Linked DNA regions of Homo sapiens: region 1 is linked to region 2. A link is a loop called in an ENCODE intact Hi-C map of the cell type or tissue named here. Cell type or tissue: PC-9. All regions are shown on one strand.

Evidence for each region. Peaks named below come from ENCODE experiments on the same cell type or tissue, not always from the same donor. Only the 100,000 strongest peaks of a DNase experiment are listed, where the experiment ranks them.
Region 1: a loop joins it to region 2, with 7 times the contacts of the local background. A loop is called at or near these places in 5 of 110 quality-filtered maps.

The regions. Positions count from the first base shown.
Region 1 is chr2:64,776,335-64,784,334 of GRCh38, forward strand. It overlaps LOC105374776 (a long non-coding RNA gene), which reads left to right and starts at 879. Exons shown (of 3, transcript XR_002959393.2): 1 at 879-1,136. In PC-9, no CTCF peak of the experiment used is centred here; DNase peaks (open chromatin) are centred at 3,147 and 3,927; H3K4me3 peaks cover 105 bases; H3K27ac peaks cover 3,975 bases.
Region 2 is chr2:64,602,235-64,610,234 of GRCh38, forward strand. It overlaps LINC02579 (long intergenic non-protein coding RNA 2579), which reads left to right and starts at 5,078. Exons shown (of 4, transcript NR_034023.1): 1 at 5,078-5,186. LOC105374773 (a long non-coding RNA gene) reads right to left here and starts at 5,005. Exons shown (of 7, transcript XR_007086343.1): 1 at 4,794-5,005; 2 at 3,903-4,007; 3 at 291-392. RefSeq lists enhancers at 3,831-5,030, 4,546-4,595, 5,313-5,814, 5,815-6,314 and a silencer at 6,824-7,503. In PC-9, a CTCF peak has its summit at 7,571; DNase peaks (open chromatin) are centred at 2,911, 4,467 and 5,757; H3K4me3 peaks cover 2,450 bases; H3K27ac peaks cover 3,619 bases.

The DNA of each region.
Region 1 (8,000 bases), 170 kb after region 2:
AAGTTTATTCATTTTTAGCTTTTTATTTAAAGGGAGAGATATGTGACTCTTTCTTTCGCTTGAACACTTTGAGGCCATTGCAGGGTTACTAATTGGCCTGATTTTAATATTGTTGTGTCTCAGAGAATAGGGAGACCCAAGGCAGGAGAAAGAGAGAGAGAGAGAGAGAGAGACAGGGGAATGTCTGGTCAGTGGGGTAGATCACTATAACAAATAGAGTAACTACAAAACATTTGAAATACTGTGAGAATTGCCAGTATGTGACACAAAGACACAAAGGGAGCACACCCTGTTGGGAAAATGGCACTGATAGACTTGCTGAAGATAAGGTTGCCACAAACCTTCAATTTGTAAAAAGAAAAATACTCAATAGAAGAAGCCAAAACCCTGGCTGCATCTACAGAGAATTACATACCCTCACTTTATATACAGATACAAATTCAATAGAGGAAACAGCACCCATGTATGTCAACCGTGGCTCTCCTGTTTGGTTCACATTGAGCATGGGAAGACAGACAGTCAATAGGCTAGTACAGCGGTGTGCAAGTGGTGGCCTGCAAATCCTAAACAGGTGGGCAAACAAATTTAGCATAATCTGTGAAATGTGTTTTTACTGCACAGTAACATACAGTCACTACAATGACGTTAGCCAGGGGGTAGTGCCACCGGGTGTAGAGCTGTGTACAGCTTGCTGCCAATACATTAAATACTAAAGGAGTTACACCTAATACTAGAATATGGGTAGATGCATGTAAATGTATGGCCAGGGAAATAAGCTGGTGATACCCCCGAGAAAACTGTAGACACTTTTATAGTTAATGTGAGATGTTGCTTTGTAATTACTTCTCACTTATTTAGTCCTGTTTTGAATCTTTCAGTCTCTTCCAGTGCACAACCAAATTTTCAGGAATTTGGAAATGTGTCATGAGCACACAAAAGACACTGGATTTAAACAAATGTGAGTTATCATATGGTGTGGACTAAAACCATGTGAAACCAAGAGCAATAGCATTAAGATGGATGATGAGGAGCAAGGGAAAATGGAAATGGCGAGACTGTGGCCAGTGTTAGGCCGACATTGCAGCAGATCTACATTCCGCCGTGAGAACAGACATGGGGACAAAAGCCCAGACCTGGTAAGTTCCTTAACCTATGATGCGAGTGAGGACTATGGGAAATCATTCATTCATTCATTCATCTTTAAATCCATTAAGTAAGTGTTACTGAGCCTCTATCATATGCCACATGTTGTGTCCTGGGAGATGAAGACATCACAATAAGAGAAACTGTGTCTGTCCTCATTGAGCTGTTATCCTAGCTGGGGAGATGGACACAAACCAAGTAAACTGAGAAAACAAGGACAAGTAACAGTGTGTTATGAAGAAAGCCAACAAGGGGCTGAGATATAGAATGGTGTGTTTGGGAGATGTTATGGATTGAATGTTTACATCCTCCCAAAATTCATATATTGAAGCCTTAACTCCCAATGTGAAGGTATTTGGAGATGATACCTTTGGAAGGTAATTAGACCATGACCGTGGAGCCCTAAGGATGGGATATGTGCCTTTATAAGATGAGACCAGAGCTCTCTATCTCTGTCTCTCTGTCTCTCTGTCTCTCTCCAAGCAGGCACAAAGAAAGGGTCATGTGTGTGCATGCCTACCAGCCTGAAACAGTCCTCACCCAAAACTGGCCATGCTGGCGCCCTGATCTCAGACTTGCAACCTCTAGAATGTTGTGTAAGCCACCCAGTCTACAGAATTTTATTATTGCAACTTGAGCGATAACACAGGAGGGAAGACTTGTAGTAGAGAGGGTAAACTGGGAAGGCTTCTAAGACCTCCTAAGTTTGACTTCCCTCCTCAACTCTTAGCACCCAGCAAAACAGCCTCTGGAGTTACATGGAGACTCCAGTTAGAGAAGCTCTGTATGTGGCCCTGTATCAAGTAAAAGGTCTTTATATTTTTCAAATGGATGAAGAGTGGTAGGGGATCACCAGCGTAGTTCAGAATAACCTCATAAAGAGAGCTTAAAGTCTCTCAGAGGTGAAAAAAGAATGTCTATTACTTAGGAGAACCAGTAGTGAGTGGTGTCAGAGAAGTAAAAGGAGGGGATTTCAAAGATTGTAGTTATTAGACCCACCATTAGATCATGTTAATTGATGTTTTAGTAAAGAAGCAAATATGTTACTACATCACAATTTACATGTGGACACCTTCCATTCTTATTCTCTTTTCTGTCTTTACATTTCTCTTTACCCTATCACTAACATGCTGTATATTTTAGTGATTTTTCTCTCTGTCCTATGAGACTATAAACTCCCTGAGGGCAGAGATTTTTGTCTGTTTTGTTCATGGCTGTATCTCAGAGCCTAGAACAGGCCTTAACCAGCACATAGTTGAACAAATGCTCAATAAACAGCTGTTGATCAACTGACTGATTTTTCAGTTGACTGACTGACTCTTTTCTGAATAAAGCCATAAGCCCCTTTGTCATACAAATTCCCTCATATCCCTTAAAACACACCTAGCAGATGTCAGACATGTTGCAGATGACCAAGTGGATGTTGGTGATTGAACTGTCTGTCCAGAGTCCTGGACCTAACCTTTCAGGGCTCTTTTTTTTCTCCTATTAACCCACGACTTACTGACCGTGAGAGAAATAGAGTCTGGATTGAAGACAAGCTGGTGTCCTGTAAAGAATGAGCACATAAAACAGTTCAGCAAGTGGCTTCTTTGATTTACTTGTGAAAAAATAGCAACAAAACATTTCAGCAAGGATACCACTCCTAGGTGGCTATGCAGGCAGCACTGAAGTGTAAAGGCACTCCTGAGGCCACAGTCATGCCAGATTTCCCCCTTTGTGAAATGAAACAGATATGACCCTACCTTGCAAGGTGGTTGTCAAAATCAGGGCACGGTAAATGCAAAGTATCCATGGCAATGCTTATACACAGGATGTGTTCACTGAATGATGACGATTTGAGAATGAAGTTGGGCAGCCCTCATCCAGTGCAGCCTCAGCATTGCTGGTAATAAATATGTGACCCATTCTAAAGCTCTCTTGGCAGCCTTATCTGATATAGATTCTGAGGTCACAGTCATTTCTTAAGGCCACAAGACCGTGCCAAGACCCACTCAGGTATTTTACGCAGTTTATTTCCTTCCTCATCCAGCAGCATCAATGACTTTAGACATTAAACATTGGAAGAATGCTTCTGTGTCATACTTTAAAACTGATTAGGACTGCGTCCAAAAATAACATCAAAAGAATTCTCCAGTTTCCAGATAGGAGCCAGTGCTGTGAGCTGTCCTAATGCCACAGATAAAACAAGAGGGGTGCTGCCATCTTTTCTAGGAGAGTGAATTCTCCTCTTTATATATGGAGGAAAAATTCTCTGCAGTGAGGAAATCATTGATTAATCCCACGAAACCCATACTTTGACATTGGTTGCCTTTTCCTCTGAAAGTTTTACTTTTCCTTTCCTCCCTTTTTCTTTTTCTTTTTTTTTTCTTTTGAGATGGAGTTTCTCTCTTGTTTCCCAGGCTGGAGTGCAATGGCGTGATCTTGGCTCACTGCAACCTCCGCCTCTCGGATTCAAGCGATTCTCCTGCCTCAGCCTTCTGAGTAGCTGGGATTACAGGCATGCACCACCATGCGCGGCTAATTTTGTATCTTTAATAGAGAAGGGGTTTCTCCATGTTGGTCAGGCTGGTCTCGAACTCCCGACCTCAGGTGATCCATCTGCCTCGGCCTCCCAAAGTGCTGAGATTACAGGCGTGAGCCACCATGCCCGGCCCTTTCCTCCCTTTTTCAAAAATTCTCATCCAATTATTACTTCCTCTCAGCTCCTCTCTATTAATCACTTTCCTGTTTGCTGACTTTCCTTTTCTTCTCTCTCATGTTTGCCTGCTGTACTTAATCTTTGGTGAATCACTTTATTTTTTCACTTGCCTACTCCACAGTTCTTCCGAGTGAGATCTGAAGTTCTTAAGCTCCTTTTCTCTCCTGTGTGGCTCTTCTGACCTTTAAGATACAGTGGCTACCACTCTGGCTCAGAATGCTGCAAACCTCCCTTTTCCACCAAGTCCATTTAGTTTAGAAGAAGCTTTTTTTTGTTTGTTTGTTTTTGAGACGGAGTCTCGCTCTGTTGCCCAGGCTGGCATGCAGTGGCATGATCTCGGCTCACTGCAACCTCCGCCTCAAGGGTTCAGGTAATTCTCCTGCCTCAGCCTCCTGAGTAGCTGGGATTACAGGCGCAAGCCACCATGCCTGGCTCATTTTATTTTTAGGAGAGGCAGGGTTTCACCATGTTGGCCAGGCTGGTCTCGAACTCCTAACCTCAGGTGATCCGCCAGCCTCTGCCTCCCAAAGTGCTGGGATTACAGGTTTGAGCCACCGTGCCTGGCCTAGAAGAAGCTTTAGTTCCTTCTACTTAATGGCCAAGGCCTCAGAGAGACTCTCAGACTAGGAAAATGGCATGCTCAGTGAATCCTTGTTTCCTTACAGCCTGAAAGAGTTAATATGCAAACAGCACTTTATGAATACAAAGGATAGGCTGACATATTAGGGAAAATAGAGTGCCTTGTATGTTGCTGCCTCCTTCAGAACAATTTGAGGCTAAGAGAGCTCGTAGGCCTTAGCAGGTGTTGTTAGCACACACAGGGAGCCAGGAGAACCCCTTGGCCTCAGGGCCATAGCTACATGCCCTCTGAGTTTTGTTAGGAAGGTCCTGCCCCTCCATTTTTCTTTTCTTTTTTTTTTTTTTTTTTGAGATGGAGTCTTGCTTTGTTGCTCAGGCTGTGTAGTGCAGTGGTGCAATTTCAGCTCACTGCAACCTCCACCTTCCAGGTTCAAGCAATTCTCCTGCCTCAGCCTTCTAAGTAGCTGGGATTACAGGCGCGTGCCACCACACCCAGCTAATTTTTTGTATTTTTAGTAGAGACGGGGTTTCGCCATGTTGGCCAGGCTGGTCTCAAACTCCTGACCTCAAGTGATCCACCCACCTCAGCCTTCCAAAGTGCTGGGATTACAGGCATAAGCCGCTGCGCCCGGCCCCTGCACCTCCTTTTGTTATGGCCCCCATGAGTACCCAACTCACCTCTCACCTCTGCTCCAACTTCTTGGCCAACACAACACATCAGAGAGAACTGGACCTTGGCTCATTCCTTTCCAGTGGCCAACCAGCCAAGAGAACACCTGCTTTTCATTCTCTTCAGGGAAGTGTGAACTTTTCCCTTGGGGCTATAACCTGCACCTATGCTATAACACCCTTCCCCTCCACCACAACACATCTTGTAGCCTAACTACAGAAGGTGCCCAAGAAACCCCCAAAGTTTGCTCCTCACAGTCTAGGGTCACCCCTCAGCTATTACCAAGCCAGGGAGTGAGACTCCATGGTGGACAATTTATCTCTATAATTTTGTTTTCCTTTGTCTACATTTGGTCAGCATAAACACTTCTGAAAAATGGGCTGCAGCTGATGCCTTTTAGTTTAGTTCCCTTTAATGGGAATTTATAAAATGACTCTTACTATGCGGAACACATGTTCTAAGTATTCAGTTACTTGATGGATTGAAACAGTGCTGAGAGATATAGAACACATGCTTAAAAATATTCCTAAAATGCCTAATTACCCTGTGGACCAATCAGATACATAATATACATTTTAATATACCATTTAATTGTTGTTTACCAGGAGACAGGAACCTTTCTGGTCTCTTGGGTTAAACTACAGATTTTTAGAAACTGTCTAAATACGTATTTACTTGATTCATTCTGATCTCTTGGGTGAAGAATCCTTTTTCCAAAGAAGTGGCTTTACATGCAAAACAAGACAATTAAATACTCTGAGGTGGTGGTTACTCATGAAAAGACAATGGCTTTATCTTTCATGATTCAGGGATAAAAATCCCAAAGCTCAGCCAAGCCCCAGAGCCCTAAAAATAATCTACACTGGTAACTCTACATCACTGAAGCTCACCCACCTCAGAACAACTGAATATTTTTTCATCATAACAATCTCTGATAAAAATGTTTAAATTGCATTATGCTGGCTTCTTTAAAAGAGAACAGTAAGGATTTATGACTGGATATTTCTACCTCCAGAACCCAGCAAGTCCAAGGGAGAACTCATTATCTCCCTATCTGAAAATCCTGTTTCTCCTCCCCAATTCCCGATCTCAAGAAATAGTACTGTATCCACCCAGTACTGATGTAGGAAACCAAAGCGCCCTTCTTGACTGTCTTCCCTCTCTCTCTTACCTTCACTCAATCAGAAATTATTTGGGCATGTTATTTAGCTCCTCTGCATCTCAGTTTCCTCATCTGTAGAATGAGGATTATAATAGTTCAGACTGGGCCTGGTGCAGTGGCTCATGCCTGTAATCCCCAGCACTTTGGGAAGCTGAGGTGGGAGGATCGCTTGAACCCAGGAGTTCGAGACCAGCCTGGCCAACGTAGCAAGACCTTGTCTTTATTGTCTTTAAAATAATAATTTTAAAAAATAGTACAGACCTCACAAGGTTGTCATTGTAAGTTTTCAATGTCCAGTGCTTGTGATTGTGCCTAGCACATCATAAGTGTCATATATGGGTGTTCTTTCTCCTTCTCCCACCACATTAAACATCTCTAGAGTCTGTTTCCTTCTCCCCATTACCACTGCCAATGCCCTAAATCTAGCTACTGTTGAATTCCTCTCACCTGTTCCTCAAATTGGTTTCCAAGCATTCACTGTCTCTGACCTCACCCAACCCCTTTCCAATCCATTCTTTGCAAGGAAGAGCCATCTCCCACATTCAAATCTGAGCATATCTTTTCTATGCCTGAAAGCCTACCATGGCTCTCCCCAAGTCCAGCTTCTAGAAATGGCTTTTAAGGCCCTATGTGATCGGCCTCTGCTTCCCACTCCAGCCCTGTGTTCCAGAAGGTTATGGTTAATGGAAGTCTGACTTCAGCATGAAGCATCATGGATCCTGTCCCCCTTCCTAGTAATAAGGGAATCCTCCCAATGAGGTGGCTTCCAAAGTGTGAGGAAATCATGTTGCCTCCCCTAAGTCCTTCCTCTACCCAAAGCGTGAGGTTACACGTTTAGTTTTCTTGTCCTCTTAACACAACAGTACTCCCTGGGAGGGCCAATATTCTAAGCTTCTTTCCTACTGAGCTTTGGTGGATAACCAGCTTCTCATGAGAGATGATGAAAAAGTTTGATTTATGGCCCAAGACAGAGGGCATGGGCTAGCAAGGTGGACCACAGCACCTAATCGAAAGTGACAAAACACAACTACATGGGAGAAACCTCAGTCTCATTGTGATGGGAGGGAAGTGGACCTGTTTCCTCCTAGGAGAGCAAGAGGATCAGGAGTCCTAAGATAATGTTTCTCAAATTGGAGTGTGCATGAGACCCACCTGGAGGGCTTGTTCAAACATATTGTGGGGTCCCACCACAGAGATCCAGATTCAGTGGGTCTGGTGTGGAGTCTGAGAATCTGCACCTCTCACAAGTTCCCCGGTGATGCCAAGCTGCTGGTCCCAGGGTCCTACTTGGAGAACCACTGCTCAGGGGGACTGTCACGGGAAGCCTACAGTCCTGGGCAGAGGGAGCAGGATCTTCCTTGCTTCCCCCATCTCTAAGTCCAGGGCTGGGAGGGGAAATGTAATGCAGACATTGTTATTCACCACAATGCTTAGGGAGAGCTTGGTGTGTGTTTGGGAGGGATACTTTGATAAACCACTGGGATGGAGGGTGACCCCAACAGCTTGTTTCTGCTACCAAAAGTGGACACTAAATGGCTTACCTACAAGTAGAGAGATTCGTTCTGGTCTTAGGGGAAGGGGGAAAGGAAGGCAAATGAGGAGAACTAGTCAGATGACAAAAGGCAGTAGGCTTCAACATGGGCCCTTCCCAGTGGAACTTCCACTTTCAGAAAAGTTGACTACACTCACGAAATGCTTGGGGGAGAGGCCTGTTAGTAGGTGAAGGTCTGAGCTTTTCCCAAGTG
Region 2 (8,000 bases):
CTCAGGACATGAGGAATCCTGAGCCCTCGAGGTCACAGAAGAGGTGGCCTGTGCATCACTCCTGGAAAAGAGGCAGAAAAGTGGCAACCAGAGTTCAAATGAGGGCACCGCCACTTCTGTTGTGAGACCATAGACCAGTATGTAAAATGTGGCTAGGAATTAAAGTAAAAAATACCAAAACAGCCTGCTTAGGGGAGTTAGAGATAACTCATTGTCTTCGTCTGTTTGGACTGCTATAACAAAATACATTAGACTGGATGATTTATAAACAACAGAAATGTGTTGCTTACGGTTCTGGAAGCTGCAAAGTCCGAGATCAAGGCGCCAGCAGACTCCGCGTCTGGTAAAGGTGCACTCTCCGCTTCGCAGATGACTTCCTACAGCGTCCTCACCTGGAGGGAGAGATAAGTAAGCGCCCAGGCCCCTTTTATAGGAGCACTAATCCCACTCACAAGGGCTCTGCCCTCGTGGCCTAACACCTCCCAGGTGCCCCAACTCTTAACACCACCACATTGGGGATTTGGTTTCAACATATAAATTTTGAGGGAGACACAAACATTCAGACCAGAGCACTAAACCCTTAGCACATGAATCTCCATAGGGTATGACTGCAACATCGACAACCACTTAGCATAATGCTTGGAAATAGTCAGTGCTCAATAAATGTTAGTTATTGTTTAGGGCACCAAGATCTTAGTGAGTATCTACATTGTATACTGCCTGGGTTGGGAGCTTTTTAGGGCATTAGGGTATTTAATATGCAGCACCTGATTCAATGAACTAATTAGGGACCGTCAGGTCAGCTGTTCACTATCAAATGATTATGAGCAACCTACTCTTGACTTAATGATGAGGCTACAGAAGTAAGCCCTGTCAGGAGGCTGGGAAGGGGCTCAGTTTGGGGAGACGGCCATGTGGCCCAGAATCACCCAAAGAGACCTCAGAGGGATCTCATAGGCATGTCCATAAAAGGTGACCCTTGGCAACCTGTCCACATTTTTAATTGTCTTATGATGGGCCCATGTTTTTAATTGTCTTGCGGTGGCCTGCAAGATGGGTGGGATGTGAACACGTGCAAAGGGAGTGATCAGCCAGGGCCCATCCTGGGAAGTAAATCCCAACAAAGACTATCCATCCATCCATTCATTCAACTTCTAATAAGCACGTACTATGTGCCAGGTGCTTGTGTGTTCCATCCCAAACTCACAGAGAGTGTTCACCCTTGGGTTTGTCAAGCATCTGGTACCTGGCCAAGCCCAGGAAGGTGAGTGGTGTCCTTTAGGGTATCTCATCTTCCTCCCTCGAGCCATCCCTAACTTCAAATATCTTAGATTTTATTTACTTGTTTATTTTACTGAAATTTTTTAGAATAAATTATGGACATTCTCCCATGTCACCCACACACACCAACACCATATCCAAAATAAAGGGATGATTTTCCATATCTAACCTCACCACTGTTATCACACCTAAGACAGTTAAACATAATTTCTGACTCCCATTTGAAATGAAGTCTATATTTGAATTCCTCCAAATGTCCCTAAAATGTCTTTTCTGGTTTGCCTGTTCAAACCAGGGGTTGCTCAAGGAAAATACATCTCATTTGGTTGTATGTTTCTTTTCATCTAGAACAGTTCTCCCATCTTTTTCTTTTTCTTTATAATTTCAACTTTTATTTTAGATTCAGGGGGTACATGTACAGACTTGTTACCTGGGCATATTGTATAATGCTGAGGTTTGGGGTATAAATGATCCTGCCACCCAGCTGGTGAACACAGTATGCAACAGTTAGTTTTTCAACCCTTCCCCTTCTCCCTCCCTCTCCTCTCTAGTAGTCTCTGGTATCTATTGTTGCCATCTTTATGTATGTCCATGAGAACCCAATGTTTAGCTCCCACTTATGTGAGAACATGTAGTATTTGGTTTTCTGTTCACATTAATTTGCTTAAGATTATGGCTTCCAGCTCCTCCTAGGTTGCTGCAGAGGACATGATTTCATTCTTTTTTATGGCTGCACTTTTATTTTTCATTACATGGCTTTTTTGAAGAGATCAGGCTAGTCGTCTTGTAGAATGTCCCACATTCTGGATTTATCTGATTGTCTCCTCCTAGTGTCATTTAGCTTGTCCCTCTATCCCCTATGCTTCCTCTCATGGTATCCATAAGCATGGGGGTGCTCAACAACCTCGTCATCCAGAAACCCCCAGCAGTGGGAACTGACCCTGTGGGTCATCACTCCTACTGGGCTATCCCAGCCCCATCAGGATTGGTCACCTGGTGCCTGGTCCTCCTTCCTCACAGGGGCCTTTCTCAGACCTGTGCTGAACTCCCTCCCTCCCCGCTTCAGCCTCTGCTGGAAGAAGCCTTTCCTGACCATTCACTGAAAGTGTGCCCCCCAACCTTCTCTAGATCCCAGCCTACTGTATTTTTCTTCTTATCACACCATATCATCCAATATATATTTACTGTTTATTTTGTGTTCTCTGTCTCTCCTGCCAACACTGTAAACTTAATTAGGACAGCGACCATTATTGCCACAATCACTACTGTATCCCCAGTGCCTAGAACAGCTTCTCATACAAAGAAGGCACCTCATAAACCTTGAATGAATGAGCGTATGAATGAATGGGCCCTATGGCTAATAATCCAATTCTAAGTATACCATCTACCCCAAGTAATATTGCTTGAGGGAATCATCTTCCCAGAAACACATACAAAATTCTGAAACTACACTTAACATTAAGCAGGGGAAAAACCACATCATCTATGAACAGCAACAAAGTCTCCCTGTGCAAGTTGTCTGGTCTTCCAGCCCTCAGGCCCACCCCGCCCTCTCCACCAGACTTTGGGCAACTCCTGGATCACTCAACCCAGGGTGAATCCAGGGCCGCTTAGCCATAAATACCATTTAGTCTCACTCAGCAAATATGAGCCCTATGAATTATAGCACTTGGCTTGGAGGATGATTTCTTTTGTCTGATTTTTTTCTAAGTCGAGTCTACTTTTTTCCTCCTTTTTCTTTCTTAGCCTTCAAACGCTGAACAAATTCTGCATTCAACTCCCAGCCAAGTTTTGTAGCTTGGAGCTGGCACTGAGCCAGAGGGCCCGGGCAGAGGAATCAAGGAGAGTCCCCGGAGCCAGGGTGGAAGCTGGGGTACAACCCACTGATGAGCAAAGGAGCAGGGCTAGCTTGTGTTTTGTTGGGATCAAACCAACAAATGAGACATGGCACAGTGCACCATCTAAAATGGAGCTTCTCACCCTGGCTCCCAGGGAGCCCAGGAACCCCCTGAAACTGTGTGCAACATCTTGTGAATATTTGCTTCCAAGCACCTTTCTGGGGAGAGGGTCTGTAGCTTTCATCAGTTTCCCAAGGGAGTTTGTGACATCCTCACTCCACCCCCAAAAAGAAGGGTAAGAAAAACACAGTGTCTGGCAGCTTTTCGGATACAGGATCAAAATTGTGTGAAACTCTTGCTATGCCCGCACCTCACCCAGGAGCTCAGGCTCATTTAGGAAACAAGGCCCGATTGAAGGAGGCAGGTTCGGGTTTTGTTTTATTTTCTTTTGTTGAGTTATCATTTCTTGAGAGCTTCCTGTATGCACAGCACAACATTAAGCTCTCTGACAACAACAATAATAGCTAGCTCTCAACCCAGCACTTAGCGCCAGGTCCTGTTCAAGGTGTTTTCTGTGTATTTGCTCATTGACTCTCCCAAGAGTCCTAAGAAATAGGTACCATTATTCTCATCTCACTTTACAGATGATAAAACTGAGGCACAGAAAAGGAACTTGCCCCAAAACCCACGGCAAGACAGATCTGAACCCAGGGGGTCTGGCTCCAGGCCCATGTGCCTATAGGACCCCTCAAGCTCTGTTATTTCATTGGAACCTACACTTACCTCCAAAGTATGTAGTCTTGTTTTCTCCGTTCTACAGGTGATAACACTGAGGTTGAACAACTTGCCCAAGGTCACCTCATGCTTTACACACCTGTCACTGTGAGACTGACAACCAGAGAACAGTCAAAGGAATTCAGAGGGGGTCATTTCAGGAAGGGGAGACAGGGGAAGAGTCAAGCAGGGGCGGTGGGAATCTGGGAGGTCATGGAGCTCAAGTGTGTGTGCCTGAAAAACCGCTCCCCGAGTGCTGAGGAGCAGCCAAGCCTCCTTCCAGAGCCCTCAGCCCAGGAGAGGTGGCTTACAGTCCCACAGGTGGAGGAGGAGCCTTAGGCTCAAGGTTAACACCCACTCTCCTTCCCTGTTCTGCATCACAGTCACGGGGGTCACCCAAGGAGTGCCTTGTATGGTAGAGAGAGATTAACAGGGCAGCCTCCCAGCAGTCCCCACCCCAACCCTGCTCCCTGGGCCAGCTGTCCCGCTGTCATTGACCCGGTCCCTATTTACAGTTCAGTAGCAGAGGCCTATGACTCAGGGACAGAGGGAATTCCCACGGTGCCAGGCCTCAGGCCATGTGGAGAGTGGCTCATTAAGAGCCACGGCACAGCGATTACCTCCAGAGAGGCGTGTGAGCAGGTACCTTGGAAGCTCTGTTTCTCATGTTTCTAAAGATCGCCAAGGTGTTGTGTTCTGAGTAATAATGAATTGCCTTCATTATTCACACGCACAACCTGCACCACCGCCCACAAAGGCCTTGGACACTCCTGCTGAAGAGGTCAAGTCAGCCCTCTGGTCCCAGCTCTCCCATTGACTGGCTGGTGGGTGTCAGCCTAAGAGCCGTATGGACTTCGTCAGTGCCGGAGTGTGAGGCCCTTTGTATTTTGGAGCCATTACCAGAAAGCAGAGCCTCCAGTAGACCTTTTTCAAACTTTCTGTGTGGTTTGCACGTTCGTCCACTGTACCGAGGTAGCATTTCTTCTCATTATGACTCCTGGGGCTGTCCGCCTGCCTCCGGTTCCCAAAACCCTGTGGGTGTGGAAGCTGTGAGGTAAGCAGAACATGGCCCAGCCCCCGGGCCCTGCTGATTGGTTCAGAAGTGGACCTCTGGCGCAGGCCCCTCCAACCACAACATCCTGAGCTCTTGGCAACAATTGTTTGGTGACGGCCTCAGCTTTTAACTAGAATTTTGGAGAAAAGCTGCAGTGTGTCTTTAACTTGTTAAGCTTGGGAGCTGCTATCGGAGAGTCTTGCATTCTGGGCCCAGCCACATCCCTGCTCTTGGTAAAGGTTAGTTATTTACCTTTAGTTAATTACCTTTACCAAAATTATTTGAGCAAAAAATAAATTATATACATGCACACGCGTGCACACACACACACACCCATACATATGTCTTTAAACTACTTAGAGGGGCGTTCCTGCCACTTGCAACCAGCCTGTCATATATACTTCTCTGAACCATCTGGACATTTTGCAGGAGGTTCCCTTTCTGCAGAGGGACAAAGGGGTTGGCTGGGGAGAACATGAAGGCCTTTGGGTTAATGTGTTGGAAGCTGCCGCCAAGCTTGTAAATGAAAAGCATCTTTGAACTCATTGAGTAAACGTATAGGAAAGTGGATTTAAATTGAACGTCATCTGCCTACCGTCTTGGAAGCACATGTGTATGGCCCCAAAGCTAAAGGCTGCTAGACTTCTGCACAGGAGCTTGCGGCCTGGTGGTAGTCACTTCCCTTGGCGGGGCTTCCAGGGGTCCAGCAGCCTCACCTGACACGTGACACAGGGGCAGAGCCAAGCAAAGCTTCAGCCTCCAGTGCGAGGTGCAGCCACAGCTATCTCCTGCCCAGCTGGATTTTCCAGTCCTGCCGGCACGTTCCTTCCTGTTCCTTCCCTCATCCTTTGGCAAACAGATATCTGCAAACTCAGGCACCCAGAGAGTGAGGGGATTCCCATGGGGCCCTTCCGTGGTATAGGCTCTTGGGGCTCTGCCAGCCTGCTCTTAGAGGCCGGGACTGGTGGGCTAGGCTGGCAAAGCTATCCTCCATGCCCCGCTCTCCTCCCTCCTGTCTTCCTTTCCTCCACCCACCTCGCAGCCCCTGGCCTGCCTTTACTCCCAGCTCTCCTCCCTGAACCAGACCCGCTCCACCCTCTGCCACTTACACCTTTAAGGTGGACAACTGAGCTGGAAGGAGCCTCAGAAACCATCCCCATCCAATCCAGTTCCTTTCCAGAAGGAGAAACTGAGGACAGGGAGGCGAAGTGAGCTGTTAAAAGTCACCATCTAAGGAGCTGTGCTGGGGATAGAACACGGGTGGCTACGCCGGGCATGGTGGTGCGCACCTGCAGTCCTGGCTGCTGGAGAAGCTGAGGCGGAAGGATCGCTTAAGCCCCGGAGTTCGAATCCAGCCTGGGCAAGGGGCGAGATCTTCCTTTCTTAAAAAAAAGGAAAAAAAGGGCCAGGCGAGGTGGCTCACGCCTGTAATCTCAGCACTTTGGGAGGCCAAGGCGGGCGGATCACTTGAGGTCAGGAGTTTGAGAGCAGCCTGGCCAACATGGTGAAACTCCGTCTCTACTAAAAATACAAAAATATTAGCCGGGCGTGGTGGCGCATGCCTGTAATCCCAGCTACTCGGGAGACTGAGGCAAGAGAATCGCTTGAACCCAGGAGGCGGAGGTTGCAGTGAGCCGAGATCGTGCCACTGCACTCCAGCCTGGGCGACAGAGCAAGACTCTGTCAAAAAAAAAAAAAAAAAAAAAAAAAGACAGAAGAAGGAAGGAAGGAAGGAGGAAGGAGAACCAGTGGCCAGCGCCCTGAGTGTGTTTGGAGAGGATTGGGGTGTGGGGGTGTGCGTTTGAAGCCTTGTGTCTCCTGTGGACAAGGAGGAGCGCTCTGTGCCCTGGGGGAAGCCAAGGGAGAGGAGGGGTTGGAGAGGCAGGGACCCCGTCCGCCTGGACACTCGGGAGTGAAGGCGTGACAGGCCTCAGCCGGCCGTCCCTCCTCGCGCCTCTGCCCCGGGGGACGCACGAGGACCAGAAAGCCGAGGGGGCGCAGGGCCTGCTCTGGCCGCCGGGCCCGGGATGCCAGGATGCGGGGGGCCGGGGCTGCCGGTGCTCTTGGGGGCAGGGGGAAGCTCCGCTCCCTCTACAGAGGACAACCGCCCCGCCGCCCCGGCAGCCTCCGAGGCGCCCTCTCCGCGCTTCACTCTCGGCCGCTCCCCCGGAGCCACGCGAGCCGGTCGTGGCGGCTGGACCCGAGCCTGGGAGCCTGCAGGCGGCCGCGCCGCGCTGCGCTGCCGAACCGCCCGGAGCCGCAGGTCCGCCGCCCGCCCGCTCGGGGGCGCCCCAGCTTCCGGCCTCCGGCGGCTTCCGCGTCGCGCTCCCAAGGCCCGGCGGCCGCGCCAGGTCCCCTCGGCGCCCCCCGTCCCCTCTGCCGGGCGCTCGCCCCCGCCTCCACCCTGGGATCTGAGCCCGGGCCGTCTCCCCGCGGCGCCGCGCCTGACGGTCACTCTCTCTGACCTCCTGGGCCCAGTCCTGGGGCCAAGAGCCGCATCCCCGGGGACCTTGGTAGAAAAATATGCGGCTCCTGTAGCCACCCAAGATCTTCTGGATGAGAACCCCTGCACCAGCAGACTGGGTGTCGTGGACCTCCAAGCGGTTTTGACGCTGCGGAAGCTTGAGAACCTCCGCTCTGGAGCCCAGACCCCGCTGGAGGGTGGACAGAGCGGGAGGGTGGACTGAGCCTCTCGGGGACAGCGACCCTGTCTTTGTTCCCTGAAATAGCAGGGAGTCCTGCTGATTATTGACTGGTGAGACAGGGAAAATGGTTCCTGCAGGCAGCCCTGGGGTACTTTAATAAAAATGGTCTTTCCTGGATGATGACCAGGAGTGACTTGGAAACTGACACAAATTTCCTCAAAGGATTGATCCATTTAGCATCTGTTTAGATTACATCCCAAGTTGTTGGCAATGGAGCTGGAAAAGCACTCTGACCCTCTATTGTCAATGGTCTCTGAGGGGCTCACAGCACCTGGCGTGGCTCACATATCCAGCATTCTGCCAGGAACGTGGACCCTTGCTTCATGGACGTCATTTATAGGCTGAGTG